Regions from separate parts of the Mus musculus genome. Here region 2 is linked to region 1. A link is a loop called in an ENCODE intact Hi-C map of the cell type or tissue named here. Cell type or tissue: left cerebral cortex. All regions are shown on one strand. Each heading gives the region's core, and the rest is flanking DNA. Links, peaks and the distances in the headings are about the cores only.

Region 1 (8,812 bases), core at 1,466-6,465:
TCCTGAACAGTTGGGAGCCTCTGTGTGGGTGCTGGGGATTGAACCTGGGTCCTCTGAAAAGAGCAGCCACTGCTTTATACACTGAGTCATCTTTCCAGCCCCTGTCTACCTCCGTGTGTGTGTGTGTGTGTGTGTGTGTGTGTGTGTGTGTGTGTGTGTGTGTGTGTATGCAGATTTGAGTTTTGGTGTTTTGGTTTGGTTTTATAGGTAGCCTTGGCTAGCCCTGATACCTGTTGTGAGGACCATGCTGGCCTTGAACCCACAGAGGTCTGCTTGCCTCTTCCTCCAGAGTGCTAGGATTAAAGGTGTGAGCCCAGTTTTATCCACCTCTACTCGGGGAGGATCTCTCATGGGCATAGAACTCACCAGTTAAGCTGGATTGGCCAGCTAACAGTCCCAAGCATGTAAGTACTAGTGTCTGCCCCCCAGCCCTGGAGTTACAAGTGTGAGTCTCCATGCCCAGCATTTTACATGAGTTCTGTCAAGTGGATGCAGGTCCTTGGACTTGCAAAGCAAACTTTTACTAAGTTTTGATTGGTCTTTGGTATGGAAATGTAAACTAACTCTTTAAGAGAGGGCTCATGCTGTCAGTTGCATGGACTGAGCACATTGGTGACTAATAAGGAGGGAGAAACCAGTGTCCCCCTGCTGTCACCTAAGCAGGAGTGAGCGTAAGGGGACTGGAGAGATGACTCCACAGTTCTTGCAGAGGACCTGGTTTGGTTCCCAGCACCCACAGTGGCTCCTGTCTGCCTGTAACTCCTATACTAGGGGACCTGGTGCCCTCTGCTGAACTCTACAGGAATCAGGCACACACACACACACACACACACACACACACACACACACACACACACGGCAAACAGACATACATGCAAGGCAAGACATTCATACAGAAAAAGATAAAAGATACCAAAAAAAAAAGGTTGTATATGTGTGTCTGTCCCTAAAAGGGCTTTGCTCTCTCCTTTATTGAACAGTACAGAAAACTTCACATGTAGAAGAAATAAGGGATACTGTATAGAAATCTTTTTAAAAAGAGTTTTACAATGGATTAAGTCATTGAGTCCAATTGATCCAGATGGCGAACAGTGTTACAGGTATTGTTTGTAATCAAGCAGTAGCCAAACATTATGTTCAATATTTTCCATGAATGTGTGCAGTGGATATTCATCATGAGGTTGCTTTCTACCTCTGTATTTGTCATAAATATGTGCATTACTCTCTACATGCCTCACTGTAGGTCGGGTGTGCGAATTCATAGTTTAAGGTCAGTGATGCATAGGCTTAAGCTGTAAAAGTTGCTTAGTGGAAAGTCCAGATCGAGTATAGTTGGTTGCTACATTGTCCTCCTAAAGGAGAGTGAAACAGGCAGGCTGGGTGCACAGCGGGATCCTGTTGAAAGTGTCTGTGATTCCTAACCTAACTCTGGCTGTGCCCAGCTAGTGTTCAGTCTGGAAGAACGTTAGCGGTGTTCTCATAATATTGCATTGCTAGTCAGTGTGCTGCCTATGAATTTTCTTATGCTCTCCAGTGAATCGTTAAGAAACCAAAGTTTATAACCCTTCATTGTTACAGTGGAAAGACTCGTCACAAGGAAGGTCTGGCCCTGTCACAGAACTTGATTTGTGGACAACAGTGTACAGTTACGTGGTTGACAGTGAAGGCTAGGGGATGTGAGCAGCTTGCTCGTTTTCCTGACGTCTTTAGTACATATTTTATAAGCTTTGTCAAAGAGCCTGTTACCTGCTAGGCACAGTGTGTGCATCCTAAGGTGAGCTGGCAACAGGAGGCTGGCAGTATGACGCTGTAGGCCTGGCAGCTCCTGTCCCAGTCATGGCTTCTGGGAATTCCAAAGCCTGCCTCACAGCCACCTCTTGATTAGCAAGTCTGCTTATTAATGCGCATGGTCATCAGACTGGACTTCTGTGAAGGATTTGCCTCTCTGAAATGACCCCGCTTTGTATGCTAATGCACTTCTTACAGCATTAGCCACTATACTAACTACTTTGTGCTGTGTAATTATGCAGTAAGCTAAATTGAATAGGCGTGTACATGTGTATATGATTGCCTTTGCAAGTCTTATTAAAAAGGAGAAATTTCAGGCTGACGGAATGGCTCAGTGGGTGAAGGTACCTGTCACCACATCAGGCAGCCTGAATTTTAGCTGGGACTCACATGGAGACAGGAGAGAGTGGGCTCCCGCGTGCTGATTCTGACAGTCTGCATATACTACACACATAATGTGTACTAAAAGTCTAAGTAACTGGATGGAGTAGTGCAGGCCTTTAATCCGGGCACCCAGGAGGCAGAGGCAGGTGAATCTCTGAGTTCCAGGCCAGCCTGGTCTATACTGTGAGTTTCAGGACAAGCAGGGCTACACAGAAAAGCAATTTTAAAAATCCACCAACAATAAGATCTAAGAAATAGAGGATTAGTGACTTCAGAACTAGTAACACACACCTGTAATCAAGTACTCCGGATGCTGAAGAGCAGATGAGGGGTTCAAGGTCAGCCTAGGCTGCAGAGCAAGACTTTGTCTGGGAGCCAAGCTCCAGTGGTAGTGTCAGCATAGCGCACAAGGCCCTGTGTCCACCTCCAACTGCAAGAAAAGAAAGCAATCAGGAGTACATGCTTGCCCCACATATACAGAGCCCTTGGTCTGATTCCTAGTACTCAAGAAGGGGAAAAAACTATAAGAAACTTTTAATTCCATCCCTTTTGATTACTATTAATTTTTTTTAATCAGAAATCAGTTTATGGGCTGGTGAGATGGCTCTGGTTAAGAGCACTGACTGCTCTTCCAGAGGTCTTGAGTTCAATTCCCACCAACCACACGGTGGCTCACAACTATCTGCAATGTAATCTGACGCCCTCTTCTGGTGTGTCTGAAGACAGCTACAGGGTACTCATATACATAAAATAAATAAATCTTTAAAAAGAAAAAAAAAAGAAAGGAAATTAAATCAGTTTGTACCATATTGTATCATAAGGGTTACACTGTATTGTAAGGGCTATAGTGTATCGTCAGGGCTACACTGTATCATAAGGGTCATACTGTATCCTAAGGGCTGTACTCTATCATAAGGGCTGATTGTAAGGACTATAGCACCCCTGGACTTGGCGCAGCACTTTGCATACCTTGGGTATGTTGGTCCTCACATTGGACCACTTCCCTATGCCCTTACAGACATACTGCCTTATAAAACTAGAAACAGTATCACTATATAAACCAAGCTCAGCACCATGGTGCACACCTTAATCTCAGCAATTAAGACACTGAGACAGGTGGATCTCTGTGAGTTCAAGACTAGCCTGATCTACATAGAGTTCCAGGACAGCTAAGATACATAGTGAGACCATATTTTTTTTAATAAAAGAATAAACCAGAAATTGTGGAAATAAGTAATTTCCAGAATACTTGAAAGTTAGCATAACTAAGAAAGTTCTGTGGCTTGGTGCTGCCATCTGCTGGTTCTAAACTCCTGATTTCCAGTAGCTGGCCTGCTCTATGATAAGGAACAAAGGGAATGGGGTCCTTGTATTGACAATTTTTTAAAATCTTCTTTGTTGAGAATATGACACCAGACTATCATGCAGTCCATACATTGTTTCTTAGCAGTATGCTTTTAGTGAAACAGTTGCTAGTTCTCCATTAACTGTATACTATTTGGGTATGAGTTTCTCATCTAACCCTTTTTTCTTTCTCATTTTCCCCCCAGTTTAATGGATCGAGAAGTGGCACTGCTTGCTGAGATGGATAAAGTGAAAGCTGAAGCAAGTAAGATGATTGATATTTGATTAAAGCTGTGACTGAGCCAGGGCGTGGTGGTGCAAGCCTTCAGTTCTAGCACTTGGAAGGCAGAGGCAGGCCAGTCTTTGGGAGTTTGAAACCAGCCTGGTCTACATAGAGACTTAAAAACTATCAGCCATACAAATAATAGGTTGCTGCCTCTCAGTCAAAGCTTAGTGTTATAGTCTACAGTTATGGTTTATGTATACACACAAATATGAGTTTATCAATTAATGTACTGTGCTGACATACTAATTCTTCATACGAGTTTTAAAAGTTTTCCCCAAATCTTTAGCATTCTGAGTGTAGAATTTAATTTATAAGAGATTGCATCACGGTGTCTGCATCGACCGTAGGAAAAGGAAGCACCCTGGAGGCGCCTGAGCCGCCTTTTGTTTTGCTTTTCTTGGAATTTCTTATTGTTACTATTTTTATTTTTTGATAAAGCAGAATTATCAGGATGGTCAGAGAAGACCTCCCATGCTCCTACAGTTAAGCGTGTGCCCTTGTCTCCTGTCGTGGGATTTCCTTTGTTTTTCCACTTCAGGATGATCCTATTCAGTGTCTGTAATCAGAGAGTAAGGGGAGGCAGTGAGCTGAGAGTTGAGGATCGGAGCGCCGTAGCCTTGCCGGGTGTGGTTTTTCACAGAAGAGGCAGACGTGATGGTGGGTTTGCGTGCAGGTGTGCAGCACCGGTGTGCAGGAAAGCTTTGCGGAACCGATTCTCTCCCTCCACCAGGGACTTGGGATCAGGTGTGCATGGCCGTGCTTTACCCCGCTGAGCCGACCCCATGGTCCAGCGGAGGGTTTTATCTTCATGAGATCGAACTTGTGTGGGAAGGTCGTTTAACCTACCCTCAAACCACTAAGGATAGGAATGCTTTGTTAGGTGGTAGCTCACGAGTCATTGTGCCTGTGGCCACAGCCATGGCAGGTGGGGCCAGAGACCGCTGCGCTGAGCACAGGGAAGTGTGGCGAATACAGCAGAGATGCTGTCTGCTTCTCAGAAGTAGATGCATAAGCACTAAATAGTGTATCTTGAGATGTCTAAATGTCCCAGCTATCTAGCCTACTCTTGTCCTTTGGTTCTTTTATAGGTAAAGGTTCAGATAAACTAAAACTGGTAAAAAGGCACAATCCTTACTTTTGAGAAAAAGGTACTTTTTAAAAATACATCTTTTAGGGGCTAGAGCAGTGGGTCAGAAGTTAAGAGCACTGACTGCTCCTCTGGAGGACCTGGGCTCTATTCCCAACATCCACAGGGTGGCTAAGAACTGCCTATAACTCCAGTTCCAAGTGATCTGATGCCCTCTTGTGACCTCCATGGGCACCAGGCATACACAGGGTAGACAGACATACCTTCAGGCAAAACATCATATACAAATATATAATATGCACACAAAGAAGTGTGTATCTTTTAGAGAGCTAGGAAGATGGCTCAGCCAATAAAGTCCTTGCTGTTCTGGCATGAATATAAGTGTTAGAAGCTGGGTGTGTGGGCACATATCTAACTCCAGCCCCGGAAAAGGGGAAACAAAGCCAGGCGCGGTGGCGCACGCCTTTAATCCCAGCACTCGGGAGGCAGAGGCAGGTGGATTTCTGAGTTCGAGGCCAGCCTGGTCTACAGAGTGAGTTCCAGGACAGCCAGGGCTACACAGGGAAACCCTGTCTCGAGAAACGAAAAGAAAAGACAAGGAGAGGGGAAATAAACGCCTGGCACTTAGGGCTGAGGCCCCAGTGAGAGGCCACGTCCTAAGCCAAGCACTGGAAAGGGGGTCGAGAGATGACCTGTGGGATAAAATGCTTGCTTCACAAGCAGGAGGCACTGAGTTCAAATTGTGGTACCCACATCAAAACTGAGTACAGCAGTGTGGGTCTGTAACCCTAGAGCTGGACACACAGACATGTAGGACACAGGGCCCACTGTCCAGCCAGTCTAGCCAAAACAAGGCCTCTAGGTTTGCCAAGAGACCCTTACGTCATCTTCTTGTTTTATTTTTTATTTGACATGTGAAGAAACTTTTGGAGAAAATGTGACTTGTCCAGTATCATATCTTTTTGTTTTCTTTTTTTCTCAAAAAAAATGTGTTTGGTTTCTAGTTTGTTTGTTTGTTTGAGACAGGATCTCACTGTGGGTCCTGGCTGGCCTAGAACTCTCTTTGTAGACAAGGCTGGCCTCGAACTCACAGAGGATCCACCTGTATTGCTTACCAAGTGCTGGGACCCACAGTCAACCAAAATTGACTATTTCATTTTATGTATGGGGGTGTTTTGTGTACATGTGTGTCTGTGCAGCATCACATGTGTCCCATGTGCCCAGAGAGGCCAGAAGAGAGCGTGGGCTCTCTGGGCAGTTGTGAGCTGCCATGTGAGTGATGGTACTCGAGCCTGGATCCTCTGCTTGAGCCAGTGCTTGTAATCACAAAGCCATTTATTAACCACACAGCCCTAGTTGGTTTTCTGAGTCATGTGATGTGTATGAAGTCATTATTGAGAGCTGAAGAGGGAACTCAGTGGTTAAGAGCACTAGTTGCTCTTCCAGAGAATCAGGGTTCAGTTCCCAGCACCCACGCCATGATGCCTCACCACCCCCTGTAACTCCAGTTTCAGGAGATCCAGCACCCCTTCTGAGCTCTGTAGGTCCTACTGTGTGTCTCCGTGCCGGTGCATAGGTGTACATGCAGGCAAAACACTCACATATAAAATTAAATTTAAAAAATTTTAAATCCTTAAAACATATTTTCTCAATCTTGAAATCTGTAATTTTGCACTTGAAATCCCAGAATGCTGGAGGCTGAGAGGAACTGAGGTTGGTGTGATTGACAGGTGGGAGTAAACCCGTAAGTAGGTCTTTTATAGCTGTTAAGAAAATCAGTGTTAGGCTAGAGAGCTGGCTCAGCACTTAGGAACTCTCAATCTTCACCAAAACTGAGGTTCAGCTTCCAGTGCCCACGTGACGGCTCACAGATGCCACACCTTCAGTGCCAGGGGTGCCGTGACCTCCTCTGCTCTCCACAGGCACAGGGCATACATATGGCCAACATAGATACATGTGGGCAAGCACTCACACACGTGGAAACAAATCTTTTTTAAAAGACAGAAAGCAGGGCCTAGCAAACACAGAAGTGGATGCTCACAGTCAGCTAATGGATGGATCACAGGGCTCCCAATGGAGGAGCTAGAGAAAGAACCCAAGGAGCTAAAGGGAACTGCAACCCTGTAGGTGGAACAACATTATGAACTAACCAGTACCCCGGAGCTCTTGACTCTAGCTGCATATGTATCAAAAGATGGCCTAGTCGGCCATCTCTGGAAAGAGAGGCCCATTGGACACACAAACTTTATATGCCCCAGGGGAACGTCAGGGCCAAAAAAATGGGAATGGGTGAGTAGGGAAGTTGAGGGGAGGGTATTGGGGACTTTTGGGATAGCATTGGAAATGTAATTGAGGAAAATACGTAATAAAAAAAAAATTAAAAAAAAAAAAAAAAGACAGAAAGAAGGGCTGGTGAGATGACTTAGTGGGTAAGAGCACCCAACTGCTCTTCCGAAGGTCCGGAGTTCAAATCCCAGCAACCACATGGTGGCTCACAACCATCCGTAACGAGATCTGACTCCATCTTCTGGAGTGTCTGAAGACAGCTACAGTGTACTATAGAAGACAGAAGCCGGGCAGTGGTGATGCATGCCTTTAATCCCAGCACTTGGGAGGCAGAGGCAGGTGGATTTCTGAGTTCGAGGCCAGCCTGGTCTACAGGGTGAGTTTCAGGACAGCCAGGACTGCACTGAGAAACCCTGTCTCGAAAAACCAAAAAAAAAAAAAAAAAAAAAAAAAAAAAAAAGACAGAAGGAATGAAAGACGAGTGCGAGTGTTGATCTTCAGAGATAGCTCAGTCAGTAAGAGGCACAGGGCTTGAGCCCAGTCTCCAGAACCCACATTTGAGGCTATCTGGCCTCCATGTGTGCACTGCACCTGGCTTTCTTAGCTTCTGAGGTTTTAGCTCAGATGGTCTTACAAAGCAAGCACGGCATTGCTAGCTGTCTCATGACCCTGGGTGTAAAGTTCTGTATATGTCAGTTAGGAATTGACTGCACACAATAGAGTGACCTAGGTAAATGCATTTCCTGTTCTCTTGTGAAGAAGCCCAGAGATAACTAATATATAATTAGCAGGGCATCACTATATATTTATTAGAATGTCAGAGGGGTAACATTGGGACCCAGGTTCCTCTCTCCTTTCTAGCCACCTTTACAGCGTGCTCTGGTCGAAAGATAACTCCTAAGGATTCAGTAAGGGAAGGGTGAGCATCACATGACTCGACCACTGTAAGCTAGAGCTTCCTGTTGGGCCCACCCTCTGCTCGCTCACATCAGTGTTGAAGCTGAGCTAGGGCACACACCATGTCATCTGGAGCAAAGCCCAAACTAGGTGTGGACCCAGGAACATTGGTACTCAACATTTTTATTTTGATTTCGTGCATTTTGGGTTGATTTCTCAAGGCAGGGACTTGCTGTATTGCTGAGACCAGCCTAGAACTCAGTATATGGCCCAGGCTAGCCTTGCCATCACAGTCCTGCCTCAGCTGTCCAGATGTTCAGGTCACAGGCATGAGTGCTCAGACCTGGCTTAACCTGGGGCTTCTGACAGGAAGAAGAGGAGAAGGGCCTTACTCTTTTTAATAGGCTTTGTCACAGTCCTCTGCTTCAGCTGCCCAGTGACCCTCTTTATTATAAAATAAATAGATCCCTTTAAAGGGGGCTAGAGAGATGGGTCAGTGGTTAAGAGTACTGTTCTTGCAGAGGACCTGGCTCCAGTTTCCAGCATCCACATGGTGGCTCACAGCCATCTGTTAATTCCAGTTCCAATACCCCCTTCTGGCCTCTGAGAGCCCAGACACGGTACACACACATGCATGCAGGCAAAAAACACCCATGTGTTTATGTGTATAAAATAAGGTAAAAAGCTAAAGGTTATTTATTAAATAAATTGAATAGATACACCTCAATTTCTTGTCAGTG
Region 2 (8,812 bases), core at 1,536-6,535, 73 kb before region 1:
GCTACTATGTGGTTACTGGGAATTGAACTCAGGACCTCTGGAAGAGCAGTCAGTGCTCTTAACTGCTGAGCCATCTCTCCAGCCTCTAAAGGCCAGAGTTTTAAAAAGTAAATCTTGTGAGGAGACTTTTTCTGTTGTCACCCAAGGGACTGAGCACTCCACTCAACTACTCAGAATTTTACTATGAAGACATACTAAATACAGTATTATAGTGATTTGTGAGTGTGTGTGTGTGTGTGTGTGCAAGCGTGCGCACACATGTGGGAGTGCCACACATGAGGAGTCCTGAGGAAAACCTCAGATGTTGCTCTACCTTGTCTTTGCCTCTCAATTTTGGGGCTATAAGCGTGTTCTGTGTTCTGCTATTCCTGGCTTTTTATGTGGGTGCTGGGGATTTGAACCCAGGTCTTCATGCTTACAAAGCAAGTACTCTCTTACCTACTGAGCTATGGCCACAATCCCAGCAGAGTAGATTTAAGGAATGGGGACACTATGGCATGGAATGAACTTGTATTCGTGTTGCAACAATAACAGCTTCATGCGTTTCCTGAATGGCCTTAGATGGTGACGTCAGTGGACAAGGAACAGAAGAAGTCTTACTGATGAGGGCTTTAATATTCTGTTCCTACTCTATGAGGAAAGTGTAGGAAAATCACTCTTCTTTAGCCGGGCGTGGTGGCGCACGCCTTTAATCCCAGCACTCGGGAGGCAGAGGCAGGCAGATTTCTGAGTTTGAGGCCAGCCTGGTCTACAAAGTGAGCTCCAGGACAACCAGGGCTATACAGAGAAACCCTGTCTTGAAAAACCAAAAACCCCCAAAAAACAACAAAAAAAAAATCACTCTTCTTTGTGATCCCATGTTATTCTGCACTTCCCCAATTCAAGGTATTGCATCATTATGCTTTTTCAGCAGCACTGTCTCCCTTTAGAGCTGGCTCCTCTCATTAGGGGCGGTGCTGGGTTTGTTTTCAATGATGCCTGGATGATGACCACCATCTGCTGGGTTCTTACATCGGATCAGTGAGAGCAAAGAGAACAAATATTTGAATGGCTTGCTTCTATTTTATATTTGTATATAGTTTCATTAATCAGTTGATACTAGATTTAGTGTCTTAAGTAGGCAGATGATCTAGTCTCTCTCTCTCTCTTTCTCTCTTCTCCCCCCGCAACTCCCGTGTGTCTATAGGCCAAACTATTTAATTAATGAATTAACTTACTCATTCAAGACAGACAGGATCTCGGGCATGGTGGCGCATGCCTTTAATCCCAGCACTTGGGAGGCAGAAGCAGGCAGATTTTTGAGTTCGAGGCCAGCCTGGTCTACAAAGTGAGTTCCAGGACAGCCAGGGCTACACAGAGAAACCCTGTCTCGAAAAACCAAAAAAAAAAAAGACATGATCTCACTATGTAGCTTTGCAGGCCTGGAACTCACTATGTAGCTTAGGAAGTGGGCTCCAAGCCATGGAGATCCACCTGCTTCGTCATTGAGTGCTGGGATTCAGGGCGGAGCTGCTACATACACCTTGCTCATTTGTAGCTTTTTGAGACAAAAACTGGCCCTGAATGTGCAAAGTAAGCTGGCGGGCTGGTAGACCTCAGGAATTCTCCCAGCTCCATGCCCCAACAATCCCCCCAGGCTGAGATTGCAAGTGCAAGCTGGCACTCCTGGTTTGGGTTTTGTCTCAAATGGGGCTGCAGGGATTGACTAATCCTGGTCCTTGTGTGTGTGTGTGTGGCAGCAGTTCACTAACAGAACTATTTCCTCAGCTCTGCTATTTGCCCTTTCAATCTGTAAAACCACGTTTGGAGTGCATTGGGCGTGTACTAATTAAGGCTGTGTGCTTTGGAGTTCATTTTTATTTTTATTGTTTTGAATTATTTATGTGTATGAGTACACTGTAGCTATCTTCAGACACACCTCAAGAGGGCATCGGATCCCATTGCAGATGGTTGTGAGCCACCATGTGGTTGCTGGCAAGTGAACTTAGGACCTCTGGAAGAGCAGTCAGTGCTCTTAACCGCTGAGTCATCTCTCAGTGTCTATTTTAAAGTTAATTAATTTCAAGACAGGGTTTCTCTGTCTAGTCCTGGTTGTCCTGGAACTTGCTCTGTAGACCAGGCTGGCCTAGAACTCACAAGAGATCTGCCTGTCTCTGCCCCCGAAAGCTGGGACTACAACCATGCCCAGGTAAATTTATTTTTTTAAATTATTTGTATGTGTCTCTGTGTGTGTGTACAGGAGTGCGGGTGCCCACAGAAGCCAGGGCACTGGATGCCCCCAGAGCTAAAGTTACAGGTGGTTATCAGCAACCTGGTATGGGTGCTGGGAACTGAATTCAGCTCCTCTGGAAGAGCAGTGCATTTGCATGCAATCACCGTGTTATTTCTTCAGCCTGCACTTCCGGAGTTTGAGAGCCTTGCTCTATCTCAGGCTTGTTAGAGCTCACTATACAGTTTCAGGCTGGTCTGAAACTTGAGCCTCTTCTACTCGCAGCCTTTTGAGTATTGGAAATACAGATGTGCATCACCACAACTGGTTTGGCTCCAAATTCTTTAACTTTTATCTGTGCAAAGTTAAGAAACACAAAAAATTGGGCACCTGGTACTCACTATGGAGACCAGGCTGGATTTGAACTCATAGAGATCCACCCACCTCTTGAGTGCTGGGATTAGAATGTACTGTTACACCCAGTAACTTGCTTCTTTTTAAAAAAAACAGTGCTAGGGGCTGGAGAGATGGCTCAGCAGTTAAGAGCACTGACTGCTCTTCCAGAGGTTCTGAGTTCAAATCCCAACAACTACATGGTGGCGCACAACCATCCATAATGACATCTGATGCCCTCTTCTGGGGTGTCCTAGATAGCTACAGTGTACTTACATATAATAAATAAATAAATCTAAAAAAAAAAATTAAAAACTAAAAACAGTGTCTTGCTATGCATCCCAGGATGGGTTCGAACTCACAATCCTTCTGCCTCAGGCTCCTGAGTGCTGCAGTTATAGTGTGTGCTGCTGTACACGGCCCAATACCTTTTATTCTTATATAAAGAACGGTGCCCAGGGGAGGGCAGTTATGAACTTGATCCCCAGAATCCACAGGGTGGCTCACAACCATTCAGAACTTCAGGTCTTGATCTGTTGTCCTCCTTTGAATTCTGCTGGCACCAGGTATATGGTATACATACACGCAGGCAAGACACACAAGTTCAATCAATCAAAAAATATTAACATTACATGAAAAAAGAACTGCGCCTAGCATGTTTAAGGTTGGGGGTGGGTGGGGAGGGGCAGCAGTGCTCTTCCAGCACGGTATAAGCCTCGGATTTCCTAGTGATCAGGAGGCTGAGGCAGGAAGTTCCAGAGTTGGAGGCCAGCAGAGAGCTACATGGCCAGATCTTGTCACAATAAACAAAAATAAAAACAGTGCACAGCAAAAAGAACAAGGATCCGATGAAGACATCTGACTTGGCAGACACATACTGTCCCATGGTCAATTATATGATCTAAGACTGGAGTGATAAAACATATGGATATACTGTGCTCTGCCTGTAGCACACATCTATAAGCACGCACTTGAGGTGGTTCTGACTATTCAAAGCCCCTTTGCTTGGCTTCAAAGGAAGTGAGAAGTAGATGGTGATGAATATTTTCAGTGATGATTTAGTCGAAAACTCAGCCTCTACCAGGCGTATCCAACCTTTTGATATTGTGACATGATTGTCTTCCACAAAGTTCACTATTTAGATTTTAAAAATAACCGCCAAAACAGGTCTCATATTTAAGTTCCTTGGCTTGAATGTGGTTGGACATGCCCTTCCTAACCTCTCTCTCCTGATCAGAACCGGTAAGACACTAACTCAAAAGATACATCAATACTAGCGATGATCTGGCTCTGGAGAGGCTGGAGATTTCGAGCCCTGATTACGAAGTTAGGTATTTAACAGAAAGATTCGACAACAGCCCTTCCTAATCACAGCCACGTAGAGGGATGCAGGAAGTGTGAGGTCGTTCGCTCGCACATCCTCTCTCCAGAACCTCTCCCATCAGGCTGGGTGGCCAGGTGGCTCTGAAATAACCTTTAGGAGCAGAAGGTAGGTCCGGAGGCGGGCAAAGTTAAAGGGAGTGAGCGGCTGAATTGTTCCCTGCTAGAGAGGGCGGACGTGCCTGCAGACCTGGAGCGAAAGGCTCTAGGATCCCATTGGGAATCTTCGGCCACCTCCGGTGAGTTTCGGCTCTTTCCGTCAGTTCCCGCTCGGCTCGTCACTTAGGGGCACGCTGGCGCCCACTCCTAGCCCGGCCGCTTTAGGTCGCCTTTCCCGCACGCGGACGCGAGTACGCGCCCTGCTCGTCTCGCCGCCGTTCCTTCCCGTTTGGCCCCTGACCCGCTCCTTCAACCCCTCAGTGAATTAATTCCCCGTCTCCCGCAACTCAGGCGCGCGAACCCCGCGCGAAGGGAGAGCGCCTGAGAGGAGCGGTAACCCGGCCGCGCGCCCCGGTCCCCTCGGCTCCGGTCTCCCGCGTGCGGCGCATCGGGGTCGCGCCGGCGCGAGCGCGCGCCCTGCGCTCCGGCTGGCGGGGGGCGCATGCACGAGTACGAGCGCGCGCGCACGCGCGGGCTCCGAGGCGGGGCGAGAGGGGCGAGCGGCGGCGCGAGTGCGGGCGGACGAGGGTCGCTGTGGATCCGCGGGCACTCCGGCCCCAGCCGCGCCTGCGAGGCTCTGCCGGCCGCCCGGCGGACGAGGGACGCGGGGAAGGCGGCGGTGGGGGCGGGGCGGCTCGGCGTCGGGCCTCGGGCGAGCTGGGGGAGGAGCGCGGCAGCGACGGCGGCGGCTCCCGAGGACGAGGGCGAGGAGGAGGCGGAGGCTCTTCTTTCCTCATCCCAGACCCGGGAGCGTCCGGAACGCAGAGCCCGGAACTGGGGGGACGCGGCGGCTGCAGGGAGCCCGGGCTAGGTAAGGCTGGGGGTGTTGGGTGAAGTGGGTGGCGGGGGCGAGAGGGGCCGGAGGTGGAGGGAGGGCTCGAGGAAGGGGAAAGAGGGAAGGGGCAGTTGTTGGGGGTTGGGGTACCGAGAGGAGGGGGACCGGGAGCCCTTTGGTTCCCGCAGTGTGGAGAGGGCCGCGGGTTTCTGGGGTTAAAGGGGCGAGCGAAGCACACGGGTCCGAGTTGGGGAGTTTCCAGAGGATAGGCCGGAGAAACAATGGAGTGAGGGGGACTCTGGCGAGAGCGTGTGTGCGGTCCTAGATTTCAGAAACTACGTGCGGGATCGGAAAGAATGAAATAATGGGTCGATTGAAATGTGAAGTACGGCGAGATGGGCATGTGTAAAGTCTTCTGCATTGTGTCAGGACGCAAGTGCCATCATGGGACTTAAAGGGTAGAAGGACAATTTCGGAATTTGAGAGGAAACCGGACTAGAAAAGGCAAAGAGAGGCAAAGAAATACGAGTTTGGTTTTGAATTAAACCAGAGCCTAGGATAGAGGTGCACTAGAGGGTCTTCGTCTCCTAATTCATCCAAGATGATTCTATTTTTTTTTTTTTTTAGGGAGTGGGTTAGTCTTGGCCCCTTGCTAAGGCATGCAAGCCCTTCTCCCAGTAATTTTATTATTATTATTTATAGTTCATTTTGTTGTAAGGCAAAACTGTAATATTTATTCTCGATCAGCTCAGCAGACTACTGTATATAATTTCTCCGTATTTATTGAAGCAAGAGAGAACACACTGCCGGCAGTACTCTACCATGAGCGAGGTCAGCGATACTGCGGAGTTGAAGATGTTTGGTTTGAAAAGTAATGAATAACTGTGATTTTTTTTTTCTTTTTAAATTTAAGTTGTCTGTCCTTTGTTGGAATTTTTGTTTCCCATTGAGAAATGTTCCGGCTTGAAAAAAAAATGTTCATAAACCTTCTAATTCTGGTTTTGTGCTTGGGGGAAGAGAGTTTCGGTTTTTTGTTTTTAGAAATTGTTCAGGGATGCTGATTCCTAGTGGTCAAACTGCCTCCACATTCTCGTATTTTTGAGTTAAGGTGGTTTGGGAGTCCTGTGAATAAGTATTTCAGGGTTATGGACTTTGCATTCCACCCCCCCCCCCAGACTCCCCCCTTGGGGGTGGTCTTAGTCTTTATCAGTAACCTAGGCTGGCTTGTGACCTATTGTGTAACCCCAGTTAGCCTTTGAAGTAAAGTTCTTTTGCCTCAGACTCCCAGCTGCTGGGATTACAGCTGTGAGGCTGGGCCTGTATCTTCTTTATACTTTAATTTCCAGGCCAAATTTGATACAGCACTGACTGGAAGATCACTGATTCTGAAGCTATTATTATCATTATGCATTCATAGATGTGTGCGTTAAGCTTTTCATTGGTGAGACGTGAAGTTTTGCTGACTCATCTAAACTAAAATTTCTGGGCAGTCATCCGTTTATAGTTTTCAGCTGTGTTTCTGATAGCGGGCAGCATTAGGCCACCTTCTAAATATCAAAAAAAATCATGACCTAAAATGTACCTTTAAAAATTCTTACTTATAGCCTGATGGTGGCCATGCATGCTTTTAATCCCAGCACTCAGGAGGCAGAAGCAGGCAGATCTCTGTGAGTTCGAGGCCAGCCTGGTTTACAAAATGAATTCCAGGACAGCCAGGGCCGTGCACAGAAATCATATCTTGGAAAACAAAAAAATAAAAATAAATGAAAAAAACCTTAAAAATTAGAAAAAAAATTCTTCTTATTTTAAATGAGGTGTGTGTCAGTGTTTTTGTGCATTCTAGTGCAGTGTCCCCAGAGGCTAGAAGAGGGGTTGGGATTCCCTGGAACTGGAGATGAGTCTCCTGAGGTGGTTACTGGGACTCGAACTCTGATCCTCTGCAAGAGCAGTACACACACTTAACCCCTAGAACCATTTGTCAGGTCTCTTCTAGAATCGCTATCACTCTGTAACCCAAGCTGGCCTGTGATTCTTAATTCTCTCTCAGTCTCCAGAGTTGTGGGGTTACAGGCACATGAGGCAGCCATGCCTGGATAAATGGTTCTTTCCTTCTACAAGGGTCAAGTGAGAAGCCAGAGGTACCGGTGCAGGAGTGTAATCTCAGCCCTTGGGAAGTTAAAGGCCTGAGGGTCAGAGGCTCAAGGGCCTCCACCTTTGCGTACGTAGTTTGAGATCATCCTGGACTTGCAGTATAGGAGGCCCCGTCTCACCCCTCACCTCCAGGTCAAAGCCAGGAGAGAGTAGTGTCACTGGTGAAGTGTGGCTCCTGACCTTGTAAAAGTGCTAGGTGAAGTGCTAAGATTGCTCTTTCATGTATAATCTCATTAGTCATCACATTTAATATAATTCTCTTTATAAATTTAGAGATTAAAAAAAAAAAAAAAGCCAGGCAGCCGTGGCCCACCTCTCTAATCCCAGCACCTGGGAGGCAGAGGCTGGCAGATCTCTGAGTTTGAGGCTAGCCTGGGCTACAGAGTGATTTTTATGATAGCCAGGGCTACACAGAGAAATCTTGTTTAGAAAAACTAAAAACAACAAGAACAATAACAAAATCAATAAATTTAGAGATGAAATATAGTTTGCTACGGTCACAGAATGAGTGAGTAAGGAAGCAGGATCCAGACCTGTCTCTGTTTGCACGGCTTCTTTAATTTTTCAGTCCTCCCGCTCCCACCTCCTGCGGGCCAGGATTATAGGGGATTACAGACACACGCAGCTGCAGCCGTGCCCCATTCAGGAGGCATGGAACCTAGGGCTTCGTGCACTCTGTCAACTGACTGAGACACGTGCGTGCCCCTCTTCTCTTGTGTTCTCTTTTTTCTTCTGAGGCATTCTCACTGTAGCCCTGGCTGACTGGGAGCTCTGTTGGAGGCTGGCCTCAACCTCAACAGAGAGCCATCCACCTCTGACTCCTGCTGCCGCCACCGCCACCGCCGAGCATCCAGGTGCTCGGGTCCTCTCTTGTTCTGATACAGGTTTCCCAGGTTTCATCTATAGCTCAGGCTTTCCTCCCACCTCAGCCCCCCAACTGTTGGTGTTGCAGGAATGAACTGGCCTACTCACCCTTTTCAAAACAGATTGTGTGCTTGCGTGCGTGCGTGCGTGCGCGCGTGTGTGTCTGTCTGTCTGTCTGTGTGTCTGTCCCTGTGTCCCTGTCTGTGTGCAGTGTGTATGCTGAAGCTGGAGTTGCAGGCAGCCATGAGCTTCCTGATGCGGGAACCAAACTCCTCTGGCTCCTAAGTGCTAAGCCGTGCTGCTGTAAAGCAGTATGAACCGGTTGAAACTTGAGTCTGTTATGACAACTTCTTGCCTCCCCCCTCCCATCCTCTGTCCTCCTGTCATCCAGCCGGGTCTCTCCTTAGTCTTTTTGCTTTGCCTTCCAGATGTTGCGATTACAGGCACGTGCACATCTGTCTTGACAACAAACTGCTTTTGCTTGGGTTGGTTTGTAGAGTAATTCCGTCTGTCCTGTGGTGTTAAAGGCTCCTTGGGTTCTGAAGGTAGCAGTGCTAAACCATCTCACTGAGCTTCGTCCTGTGACCACGCTTTTCCTGTTCAGCCTGGTTGAAGACGCGCGCGTGTGGTACTCACACTGAGAGGAGTCAAGGCAGCCAGTTGCAGAGCCCGAGCCAATTAACTTGGGAAAACAATTGAAAACTGCTCGGTGCTCAAGGGCTCTCCAAGCACCTGTTGATCCCACAGTTGATACTGATATTATATCTAAATATAGACAGGAAACCCAGAATGGATAGAACAGAGAAGCAGCTGGGGCCTGAGGGAGGGGCTGTAGGTTACCAAAACACCAGCATGGTCCTTAGAGGCTGCTCAGGCTACAG

Evidence for each region. Peaks named below come from ENCODE experiments on the same cell type or tissue, not always from the same donor. Only the 100,000 strongest peaks of a DNase experiment are listed, where the experiment ranks them.
Region 2: a loop joins it to region 1, with 6 times the contacts of the local background. A loop is called at or near these places in 4 of 42 quality-filtered maps.

What each region holds. Positions count from the first base shown.
Region 1 is chr15:99,195,486-99,204,297 of GRCm38, forward strand. Spats2 (spermatogenesis associated, serine-rich 2) reads left to right here. Exons shown (of 13, transcript NM_139140.1): 9 at 3,723-3,781. Among named protein-coding and RNA genes, the nearest start is that of Kcnh3, 25 kb to the right of the region's middle. In left cerebral cortex, for the core only: a CTCF peak has its summit at 3,468 (motif pointing left); a DNase peak (open chromatin) is centred at 3,469.
Region 2 is chr15:99,121,936-99,130,747 of GRCm38, forward strand. Spats2 (spermatogenesis associated, serine-rich 2) reads left to right here and starts at 4,910. Exons shown (of 13, transcript NM_139140.1): 1 at 4,910-4,952. In left cerebral cortex, for the core only: no CTCF peak of the experiment used is centred there; DNase peaks (open chromatin) are centred at 4,237, 4,771 and 5,259; H3K4me3 peaks cover 2,492 bases; H3K27ac peaks cover 1,623 bases.